Regions from separate parts of the Homo sapiens genome. Here region 2 is linked to region 1. Evidence: read pairs that join two places in POLR2A ChIA-PET (ENCODE). Cell type or tissue: MCF 10A. All regions are shown on one strand. Each heading gives the region's core, and the rest is flanking DNA. Links, peaks and the distances in the headings are about the cores only.

What was found. Peaks named below come from ENCODE experiments on the same cell type or tissue, not always from the same donor. Only the 100,000 strongest peaks of a DNase experiment are listed, where the experiment ranks them.
Region 2: POLR2A ChIA-PET joins it to region 1 with 18 read pairs; 8 of 35 experiments call an interaction of 5 or more read pairs at or near these places.

Annotation. Positions count from the first base shown.
Region 1 is chr9:111,957,593-111,962,973 of GRCh38, reverse strand. No RefSeq gene overlaps it. Among named protein-coding and RNA genes, the nearest start is that of MIR4668, 28 kb to the right of the region's middle. In MCF 10A, for the core only: no CTCF peak of the experiment used is centred there; DNase peaks (open chromatin) are centred at 1,203, 3,253 and 4,753.
Region 2 is chr9:112,008,923-112,014,303 of GRCh38, reverse strand. No RefSeq gene overlaps it. Among named protein-coding and RNA genes, the nearest start is that of LINC02977, 29 kb to the left of the region's middle. RefSeq lists enhancers at 1,344-1,583, 1,624-1,673, 1,914-2,053, 2,164-2,213. In MCF 10A, for the core only: no CTCF peak of the experiment used is centred there; DNase peaks (open chromatin) are centred at 1,883, 2,133 and 4,443.

The sequences.
Region 1 (5,381 bases), core at 277-5,276:
CATGTCACATAACACATCACTCCTGACCAGGAGATCAGGACATGGACATCTTCAGGGTGCCATCATCTGACTGTTACAGTTAACAAAGATTTTGTGCCATGGAAACATGAAGAAAAAAACCCTTATCCTTATTTTCCTTCTGTCTTTCTCATCAGGTAGAAAGATCTTTGGATCCAAAAGAGAAGACTCTACATTGGTTAGACTCAAAGCTCAAGATAGGTGAAGAGGGAAGTACATTAACTCTCCACGTGAATGAGTGCTGGGCTCCAGTTTTGGAACAGAATTTGCCGCAAGATACTGAAAGAATTTAGGAATGAGATTTCCAGGTTGCTCAAAGAGAGCTTTGAGGATGTATGGAGAATAGTCAAAGTGTTAGAAGACTAGAAATGGGCAAACAGTGTACAGTTTTTTGAAGGGAGAAGGTAGATCCCCTAAACTATAGGTGAATGAGATTGACATTGCTTCCAGTCTCCCAGGCTGGGGTGCAGTGGCATGATCTTGGCTCACTGCAACCTCTGTCTCCCAGGTTCAAGCGATTCTCCTGCCTCAGCCACCCAAGTAGCTGGGATTACAGGCGTCCACCACCACGCCTGGCTAATTTTTGTATATTTAGTACAGAAGGGGTTTTGCCATGTTGGCCAGGCTGGCCTCGAACTCCTGACATCAGGTGATCCAGCCACCTCAGCCTCCCAAAGTGATGGTATGACAGGCATGAGCCACCGTGCCCGGCCTGAAAATAATTTCAAATGAAATATGAAAGGAATGGTTCCCAAGCACGTAAAAGAATCCTTTGCAATTATGAAACAGTACAGGTGCTCTGAGAACAAATCATGTCAGACAAATGTTATTTCCTCCTTTGACATGGTTTCTCCATGGTAGATTTAGAGGAGAGATGGACTCTGTGCATCACCAGATTATAAGAACCTCATGGAGCTTTCCTAAGGCAGAATTATGTGGCTCATCTGTAAATTATCAGTGGTGTGCTGGGGTCGCCTCATGCTGGCTCACAAGAGCTGTTTATGCATATACATCTCTTTCCAACTCTGTGTTCAATGACATCACCTTGGTAGTTTGAAATCTGCCATGGTAGGAAGTAGTTATGCCATGGAAATCAGCAAACATTACAAACAAACTAGGGTTTTTTTTTCTTCTGGGTAGTCAGCTGTTAAAACACTTACCGCCACAACACGGCATCTACGGCAAGTATCTGGTACAGTGCCAAGACACAGCAGGTGCTCAATGAATGTTGGCTGAAGAAATAAATAACTTGACCAAAAAACTAAACAGAGTCTCCCGTAATAAAATTGGGGTCAAGATAGAGACATCTTAGCTGCATGCTAGCGCAATGAAAATTTTAAAAACAAACAAACAAAAAGAAAAGAAAAGAAATAAAGAAAAAAGAATCAATGTCAAGTTGGAGGGAATTTTCTAAGACTGGAAAAAAAAAAAAAAAACTCTGCCCTTGGTCCTGTGAGTCTTGAGTAATCTTTGCCAATGTAAAGTCCTGTTCTTGGATTAAATGAGAACTAAAGTAACAAAGCAAATTATAAAATGCAGGGTGGGGTGGAGGTAGGAGAACATAGCAGCATGAGGTGTGAAAAGTGAATCTCACTATTCCAAACTGGCCAGAAGATGATTAATGCATTGTGCCCAGATCCAGGTGTCACACAGTTGAGCATTCAAAGAAGAGTCACTAGAGTGATGGAAAACCAAAACTTGCCAGATGAGGCTTGACAGAGGAATTATGAGTGTTTTCATTGGAGAAGACTCAAATGAGTGTGAGGTTGACCCCAAATATTTGAATGATTATCACATTGATAGGGCCATCACACTGCCCAACTCCAGGGACACTGTTTACACAGTAGTCTACGTGAAAAGCAGCAGACGCCCACAGCTGAGCAATGTGCAGTCTGTACAACTGAAAGCACTTGTCCTGCATATGGCAAGGTATCACTATTTCAAATAGTAGAAGCCCCTGAGAATTATGTTTCAGCTCAATTTCGGCAAGACCCTCAGAACTGCTGAAGAAGATCCCTCTTGCCTTCGATGGATTCAAAACAGAGGCTGAATGGCCCATGTCTTAGAGGTGGCATAGGAAATTCTGACAACAGAAATTCTGAAGGAGGGTTTTTTGTTTGGTTTGGTTTGGGGTTTGTATTTTTTTTTTTTTGTTTGTTTTTTTTGTTTGCTTGTTTGTTTGTTTTTTTTGAGACAGAGTCTCACTCTGTCGCACAGGCTGGAGTGCAGTGACGCAATCTTGGCTCACTGCAACCTCTGTCTCCCAGGTTCAAGCCATTCTCTTGCCTCAGCCTCCTGAGTAGCTGGGACTACAGACACGTGCCACCATGCCCGGCTAATTGAAGGAAGGTTTTCTTGGATGACTTTTTACATTTTTCTAACTCTGAGATTCACTAGTCCCAGAGATAGAAATTGTCATTTATGGAGCTTCTACTTGTACTAGCTACTGTGTTGGGAGCTTTATGTATCTAATTTAATGTAATATTCAGAACAGCCCTACAATGTGGATATTATATTTACAGATAAGAAATTGAGACTCACATATTAATTCTTTGTCTGTAGTCATTCAATTATTGAGAAATTTAGCCAGGATTTAAAGCTGAGAGTATATGATTCCTTTGTTCTTCCTGGAACACTGGGGATTGGAAGGAAAGCTCGCCACCTGCCAACCCCCCATCCCAGAACTTTTGATTGGCAATGTGACAAGTCTCAACAGTGGTGGTCATGTCTTATAGGCAAGACTTCATACATTGCCTGAGCTGATGACTCAGGCTGAAGACCTCCCCCTCTAGCCTTGGGATACCTAGTGCATGGGATCAGACTCTTGCTTTGCTTCTTGCCTTGGGCTGTCATCACATATTCACAATGCCCTGAAGAAAAGGAAGATGCTCAGGAAAACGTAGCCTCTGACCGAATCCTCCTCTCTAGACTGAAGGTTGCGAGTCAGATGGTTCTTTATCCTTCCTCTCCACCTACTACACTGAAACTCCGGTCTTGACAGTGACTCTGTGGCTCACAATCAGCCCCAGGATTGCTTGCTTGCATGGAGCCAGTGACAGACTGGAGCCAGTCCCTGGGAGCTACCAAGCAGCTGACAAACTGGGAAGCGTGATCTTTGACTCATTCATCCATTACCCAACTAATCAGCACTGCATAGCTTGGGTGTTCACAGTGTGTCACCGCACACCAGAGCCACACCTCTCCATGGCTGGAACAGCTTGCCTTGCTGGCTCCTGAAGCATTTAGAGGATGTTTGTTGACTGGGAAGAACCAGTGCCTTGACTATTACCTAATGAGCTGTATCCACCAGTCATGTAACTCTCCAGTGTGAGAATTTGGTTGTGGGCTGATGTTGTGTCTTGGGCAATTACTTTGGATTTATCTGGAGCCACCCCTGTTGACAGTGGCTAGCACTCACACCTAGGATTAAAGTCTACTTATTATCAGAGGGCAAACACCTGTCCTCACAGTGAACACAACTACAATTACAGTCAGGGATTCATATCTCATTCTCTTTCAGCCTCTCAAGTGCACAATTTATTTTTGGCCTTGCTATTTTTCTGTCTGAATTATTTCCCTGCTATCCAGGCACTCCAGAACCCAACATTATTCTGTTCCATCCCACCACCACCATTATTGTCATGTCTGTAAATACACCATCGAACCATAAAAATTGGCACTACAGACAAGACAATGCACAGAAGGCTTGTCCAACATAAAACAGAAACTGCCATGATGTTTCAACTCAATATCGTATCCTCCCCCACCTTAAATGAAGAGCTGTTGTAATGTGTGGCACAAACAATGGTAAGAAATTGGTAAAAGGCGGTACTTATCTTTATTTTTCTAGAAGATTCTAACATTGTCTTGGAATTCACCAACCTCAAAACTTTGTAAAGACATCATAATGAAATGCTGAAAGTGACTGAAAAAGGGCTGTACTACACACTAGTTAAAAAAAACCCACAGTGAGGCCGGGAGCAGTGGCTTACGTCTGTAATCCCAGCACTTTGGGAGGCTGAGGCGGGCGGATCACCTGAGGTAAGGAGTTGGAGACCAGCCTGGCCAACATGGTGAAACCCCGTTTCTACTAAAAATACAAAAATTAGCCTGGCATGATGGCAGGAGCCTGTAATCCCAGTTACTTAGAAGGCTGAGGTGGGAGAATCACTTGAACCCAGGAAGCAGAGGTTACAGTGAGCCAAGATTGTGACACTGCACTCCAGCCTGAGCGACAAGAGTGACATTCTGTCTCAAAAAGCAAAAAAAAAAAACAAAAAACCCACAGTGGGTTCTGATCTCCAACTCCTGCTCCTCTTCAGATGATGCCAGTGATTACCCTAAACCAGTGGGGCAGGTTGGGTCTAATTGTTTGTGGGCAGCCCATGTCTCCTGGTCTCACACAGGATGCCCTGCACTGGGATGTCTGCCTGTTTCTATAGGATCTTATTACTCAGCATCATCTTTCTGCACAAGCTGAAGCTGCAGTGTTTGGATGCTGAGTCTGAGAATAGCTGAGTGAGGCTGAATGCTCTGAATCTCCAACCCGAGGGCTGTGAGCATGTAATCTGCTGGGATTTTTCTCCTCTAGTGACTGTATTCATATATGTGGTGGCCAAGAAAAGGAGGTTTAAAGCCCCTCTGTCTGGAGGAGTTCCTTCCTGCTTGAGATCGGAACTGAAAATGACTCCTCCATGTGCACAATGCTCTGGTATTTCCTGGGCAACAGTGTTACATGCTTCTGCAGCAAGAGTAACTTGAGATACTGCTTTTTAATCACTTCTTGCCCAATATCTCATATTACACAGTCATAATCCTCTCATACTCATTCATCAGAAAGCAGAACAGTTGGTGAATAGCTTGAGTTCTTCAACTGCAATCTGTAAGGGATATAGTGAGGTGGTATTTGTGTCGTTTTATTGGAGAAATCAGGGGAAGGTTTGACTGGGGAGATATCACCTACCTACATCATTTTCTTTCTTTCTTTCTTTCTTTCTTTTCTTTCTTTCTTTCTTTCTTTCTTCTTTCTTTCTTTCTTTCTTTTTTCTTCCTTTCTTCCTTTCTTTTCTTCTTTCCTTCCTTCCTTCCTTTCTCTCTTTCTTTCTTTCTTTTTCTTCCTTCCTTCCTTTTTTTTTTTTTTGTTAAGACTGAGTCTCACTCTGTTGCTCAGGCTGGAGTGCAGTGGCACAATCTCAGCTCACTGCAACCTCTACCTACCAGGTTCAAGTGATTTTCCTGACTCAGCCTCCCAGGTAGCTGGGATTACAGGCATATGCCACCACATCCAGCTAATTTTTATATTTTTAGTAGAGACAGGGTTTCACCCTGTTGGCCAGGCTGGTCTTGAACTCCTGGCTTTAAGT
Region 2 (5,381 bases), core at 193-5,192, 51 kb before region 1:
TTCCCAATTATTCCAGCACAATAGCACCAATGTTTATTATATTGAATGGAAGTTTTCTTCCTGGGAAATCTGTGATGGCTTTTAAAGAAGTCTTATATTGGTCAGGCGCGGTGGCTCCTGCCTGCAATCCCAGCACTTTGGGAGGCCGAGGTGGGTGGATCACTGGAGGTTAGGAGTTTGAGACCAACCTGGCCAATGTGGCGAAACCCTATCTCCACTAAAAATACAAAAATTAGCCGGATGTGATGGCAGGCACCTGTAATCCCAGCTAGTCGGGAGGCTGAGGCGGGAGAATCGCTTGAACCCAGAAGGCAGAGGTTTCAGTGAGCCGAGATCACGCCACTGCACTCCAGTCTGGGCAACAGAGTGAAGCTCTGTCTCAAAAAACAAACAAACAAACAAAACAAAACAAACAGAAAAACCCTTATATTGAGTATTAGGATCTGTTTCTGGGCTAATTTGTCTCTCCTATTAATCTCTGCCAAATCCTGTGTGTTCAACTTTGATTTTATTCTTATAGTTTTATGATATTGTATGAAACTATATCCCATAGTTCTATAATTTTATAATTTTAATAGAGAGCAGAGCTAGTTTTCCCTGTTGGGCTTTTAGTTTTCAAAATTGTTTAGCTATTTGAAGCAGAATTCAGACTGACTCCTTCTATACCATCCAAATCCCTCTCCTCTTCCTCACTAGGGGCTGAAGAAGCTGAACACTCAAGTTCCCAATCTCCTTTGTTGCTCTGGGCAGACAGAAAGTACAGTTCCAGTTAATTAAGCAGAAGTGAGGTCTACTAGGGGAGTTTCTGGGAAAGTTTTTACTTCGCTGATACCGTGAACAACTGTGGCTGTTCCTTCTTTTTCCCCCTCTTTCTGTCTTGAAAGCAGATGTATGCTAACCATCTTGAACTTAAGAACCATTTTGTCAAGTTAAAAAAAAAAGTGAAGGCCGGGTATGGTGGCTCATACCTGTAATCCTAGTGCTTTGGAAGGCCAAGGTGGAAGGATTGCTGGAGCCCAGGAGCTGCAGGCTGGAGTGAGTTATGACTGCACCATTGCACTCCAGCCTGGGTGACAGAGCAAGATCCTGTCTCTAAAAAAAAAAAAAAAAAGAAATTAAGTCAGTTAAGCCAGGCGGCTTTGTACAGCTCTGTGGAATGACAGAACTTATAAAATGTCCTTTCTCTAGAGCTGTGGGGAAAATGAGGCAAATACTGTATGGGCAACCTCCTGAATGTGTTTCATTTATTCATCTATAATAGCAGGGCTTGGATAAATCTTTCCTATATGCTATGTGTGGGGCTAAGAAATGACCTTATTGTCAAAGGTTGATGAATGCACAGATACAGGGTAAGAAGCCAATCTGGAATGATGGTTTCCATTTTCCACTTGAGAGTTTAAGCCTGGGCAGCAGATACCTGCTCTGTGAACTCTTTACATGAGCAACTTCCCAGCACAAATTGTTCTCATTTCCCAGGCTCACATGTCCACCAGTCCCTACTTTCTGAGGATGACTTTTTCTGTCTCAGATTCCCTTGTGTAGGGAACATTCTCTTCCAGTGAACCTGGCTACCCCACTGGAGCTTGTGGCTGTAGGAGACATGCTTGGAGCCAGTTGTTACTACAGGGGCCTGAGATAAGCCAAGGGTACCAGATGACTGTGAATTACAGGCACTGTTGAGTGTGTGCTTTGAGACCAGAAAGAGGAAAGCTTTTTACTCAAAGCAGAAGTAAAACAGGCTTTTGTGGGGGAAGTGGAAATTAGCTGGTAGGAGTTCTTTGTACCACACATATAAAAATAGGAGTGCTCCTGGAGAGGAGTGCAGCTGGCAGGGACCTGTGGTTGGTCAAAGTGATCAGCAACGTTGCTTGCAAGCCAAAACCATGAGTCACCTTCAGTGGAGCCTGGTGTCCTGAATCCAACACTTTCCTTCTTTGTCCCCATAACTGTGACCTCCCTTCAGAGGTTTTCTGAGGAAACTCAAGACCTGTACCCATTGAAATATGGAGGGACAGCCTGACCTCTTAAGCTTAGAATGTTGAGGCCTGAGCTTGCTCTGGGGCTAGAAAGCTCTGATCCTAGGCCGGATAATTTACTGAGTTATTTGTCTTTGTTTTCTTTGTACATTACTCAGCCTTCAGGGCAGGTAGCCAGGACTTTGAGCTTTCAGGGCCCAAAGAAGAAGCCTGCACATCACTTTCCGTCCTGACTTTTTCCTCCTTCACTCTGAGGGATTTGAGCATGCTGCGCTAGGAGAAGAAGTGGTAGAGTGTTTTTGAGAGACACAGTCCTTAAGATTATTCCCCAAGGGAAGGAAAGGATATGCACAGTTTTTAAAATAATGGGGCTCTGTGGCCCACCCTCCATAGAATCTCAGGAAGATGACAGGGTGTCCGGGAGCCATGACTGCATGTTGAGCCTAGAAAGGTCTTTCTGACTCTGGGTATGGAGGCTCTCAGCTCTGGCAAAGATTTCCAGGGGAACAACAGGGATGTCCAACTTCACTCTATAAGCTTGGCCAGCAGGCAACTTGGTGGAAACCTCGTAGATAAGGGGTTGGCCCATAGGTCAAATCTGGGCCGTCGTCTGTTTTTGTATAACCTATGAGCTTAGAATGGTGACATTTTAAAGTGTTTGGGAAAAAAAATCATATTTTATGACCCATGCAATTATATGAAATTCAAATTTCAGTGTCCATAAATAAAGTCTTCCTGGGATACAGTCAAGTTCATTCATTTTCCTACTGTCTACGGCTGCTTTTAAGCAACAATGGTAGAGTTGAGTGGTTGTGACAGAGAGCTGCTTGGATTGCAAAGCCTAAAATATTGACTATCTGTTCTCTACAGAAAAAGTTTGTGGATCTCTGATGTAAACCAATGACCAGACATACCGCATGAATGTTTGGCTTCACATAAACACTCCTGGCCATTAGCTCTGGGACTGGGCATGGGATTTGGAGGTGGGGAAGAGAAGGCAATCCTCTCAACCTCTGAAATTAAATTTCCCACTAGCTGAGCAGAAAGGAAGCTCAGTGTCATGCCTACCATAATTTAAAGTAAGTAAAGCCATATGAACTTTCTGGAACATTCAGGTTTGTGTTGCAAATTGATTCCTATCATGCTTTATCTCATAAGCCTCCCTGGCAAAGACTTTCTATTAGACAATCATGGCTTTTGTTTTACTGGTTCCATTATGGAAGTAACACCCTTAGGTCTCCTCAATCTCAGCGTGTCCAAATCCTACCATTAGAGCCCAACTTAAACATTCTCCCTCCTCTCTGCCCCTAGTAGTCTTGACCTGCTTTTTCGACTTGCAGGTCCACCTAAGATTTTTCGGCATAAACTTACTTTCAGATATTATGACTGGTTTTCCTCAGAGTCTTGGACAATTTCTCCCAAATTAGAAAGTTTTGATGGGATGTCTCCACCCTCTGAATCTTCCCTGGATTCTGTTGCCCACATCACATTATGGTAATTCATTTACAGGCATACCTCAGAGATATTGTAGTTCAATTCCATACCACTCCAATAAGGCAAATATGGCAATAAAGTGAGCCATACAAGTTTTTGGTTTCTTAGTGCATATAAAGTTATGTTTACAAGGGTGTGGTGTCTCTTATCTGTAATTCTAGCACTTTGGGAGGCCAAGGAGGGAAGATCACTTGAGGTCAGGAGTTCAGAACCAGCCTGACAATATGGTGAGACCCCCTATCTCATGAAAAAGAAAAAAAAAGTGTCATTTTTATGCATTGGCATTTCCTCCAGGTGATGAAATTTTAAAAATTAGCTGGGTGTGGTGGTGCATGCCTCTGGTCCTAGTTACTTGGGAGGCTGAGGCCGGAGGATCGCTTGAGCCCTGGACTTTGAGGCTGCAGTGCGAGACGATTGCACAATTTCCCTCCAGTCTGGGTGACAGAGCAAGACCCTGTCTCTAAAATAAAAAAAAGTTATGAGTTATGTTTACACTATACTGGAGTCTATTAAGTGTGCTATCACATTATGTCTAAAATATGGACTTATCTTAATTTAAAAATACCTTATTGCTAAAAATGCTAATGATCATGTGAGCCTAATGATCATCTGAGCCATTTAGCAAGTCATAATATTTTTGCTGGTGAGGGGGGTCTTGCCTCAATGTTGCTGACTGCTGACCCATCAGGGTGGGGATTGCTAAAGGTTGCGGTGGCTGGGAAAATTTCTTAACTAAGACAACAATGAAGTTTGTTGCATTGGTTGATTCTTCCTTTCATGAAAGATTTCTTGGTAGCGTGCAATGCTGTTTAATAGCATTTTACTAACAGTAGAGCTTCTTTCAAAAATGGAGTCAATCCTTGCAAACCCTGCCAGTACTTCTTCAACTAAGTTTATGTAATATTCTAAATCCTTTGTTATCATTTCAACAGTGTTCACAGAAAATTCACCACATGTCAATTTCATCTCAAGAAACCACTTTCTTTACTCATACATATGAAGCAATTCCTCATTCATTCACGTTTTATCATGAGATTGCAGTAATTCAGTCACATCTTCAGGCGCCACTTCTAATTCTAGTTCTCTTGTTATTTCCACCACATCTGCAGTGACTTCCCCCCACTAATGTATTGAACCCCTCAAAGTCATCCATGAGGGTTAGAATCAGTTTCTTCCAAACTCCTGTTAATATTGATATTTTGACCTCTTCCTATGAATCACAAAAGCTTTTTTTTTTTTCTTAATTGAGACAGAGTTTCACTCCTGTCGCCCAGACTGGAGTGCAATGAAGCAATCTGGGCTCACTGCAACCTCCACCTCCCGAGGTCAAGCAATTCTCCTGCCTCAACCTCCTGAGTAGCAGGGATTATAGGTGCCTGCCACCACGCCCAGCTAATTTTTGTATTTTTAGTAAAGACAGGGTTTCACCATGTTGGCCAGGCTGGTCTCGAACTCCTGATCTCAGGTGATCCACCCACCTCAGCCTCCCAAAGTGCTGGGATTACAGGCGTGAGCCACCGCACCCGGCCCACAAATGCTCTTAAAGGCATTTAGAATGATGAATCCTTACCAGAAGTTTTTCAATTTACTTTGCCCAGATCCATCAGAGGAATCACTGTCTGGCCTTATGAAACGTATGACAGATCCAACCTTATGAAATGTATTTCTTAAATAATAAGATTTGAAAGTCAGAATGACTCCTTGATCCATGGGCTGCAGAATGGATGTTGTGTTAGTAGGCATAAAAATGACATTAATTTCCTTTTATATCTCAATCAGAACTCTTGGGAACTCTTGGGTGACTAGTTACGTTGTCAGTGAGCAGTTATCTTTTGAAAGGGATCTTTTTTCCTGAGCAATAGGTCTCAAGAGTGGGCTTAAAACATTCAGCAAACCAGTCTGTAAACAGAT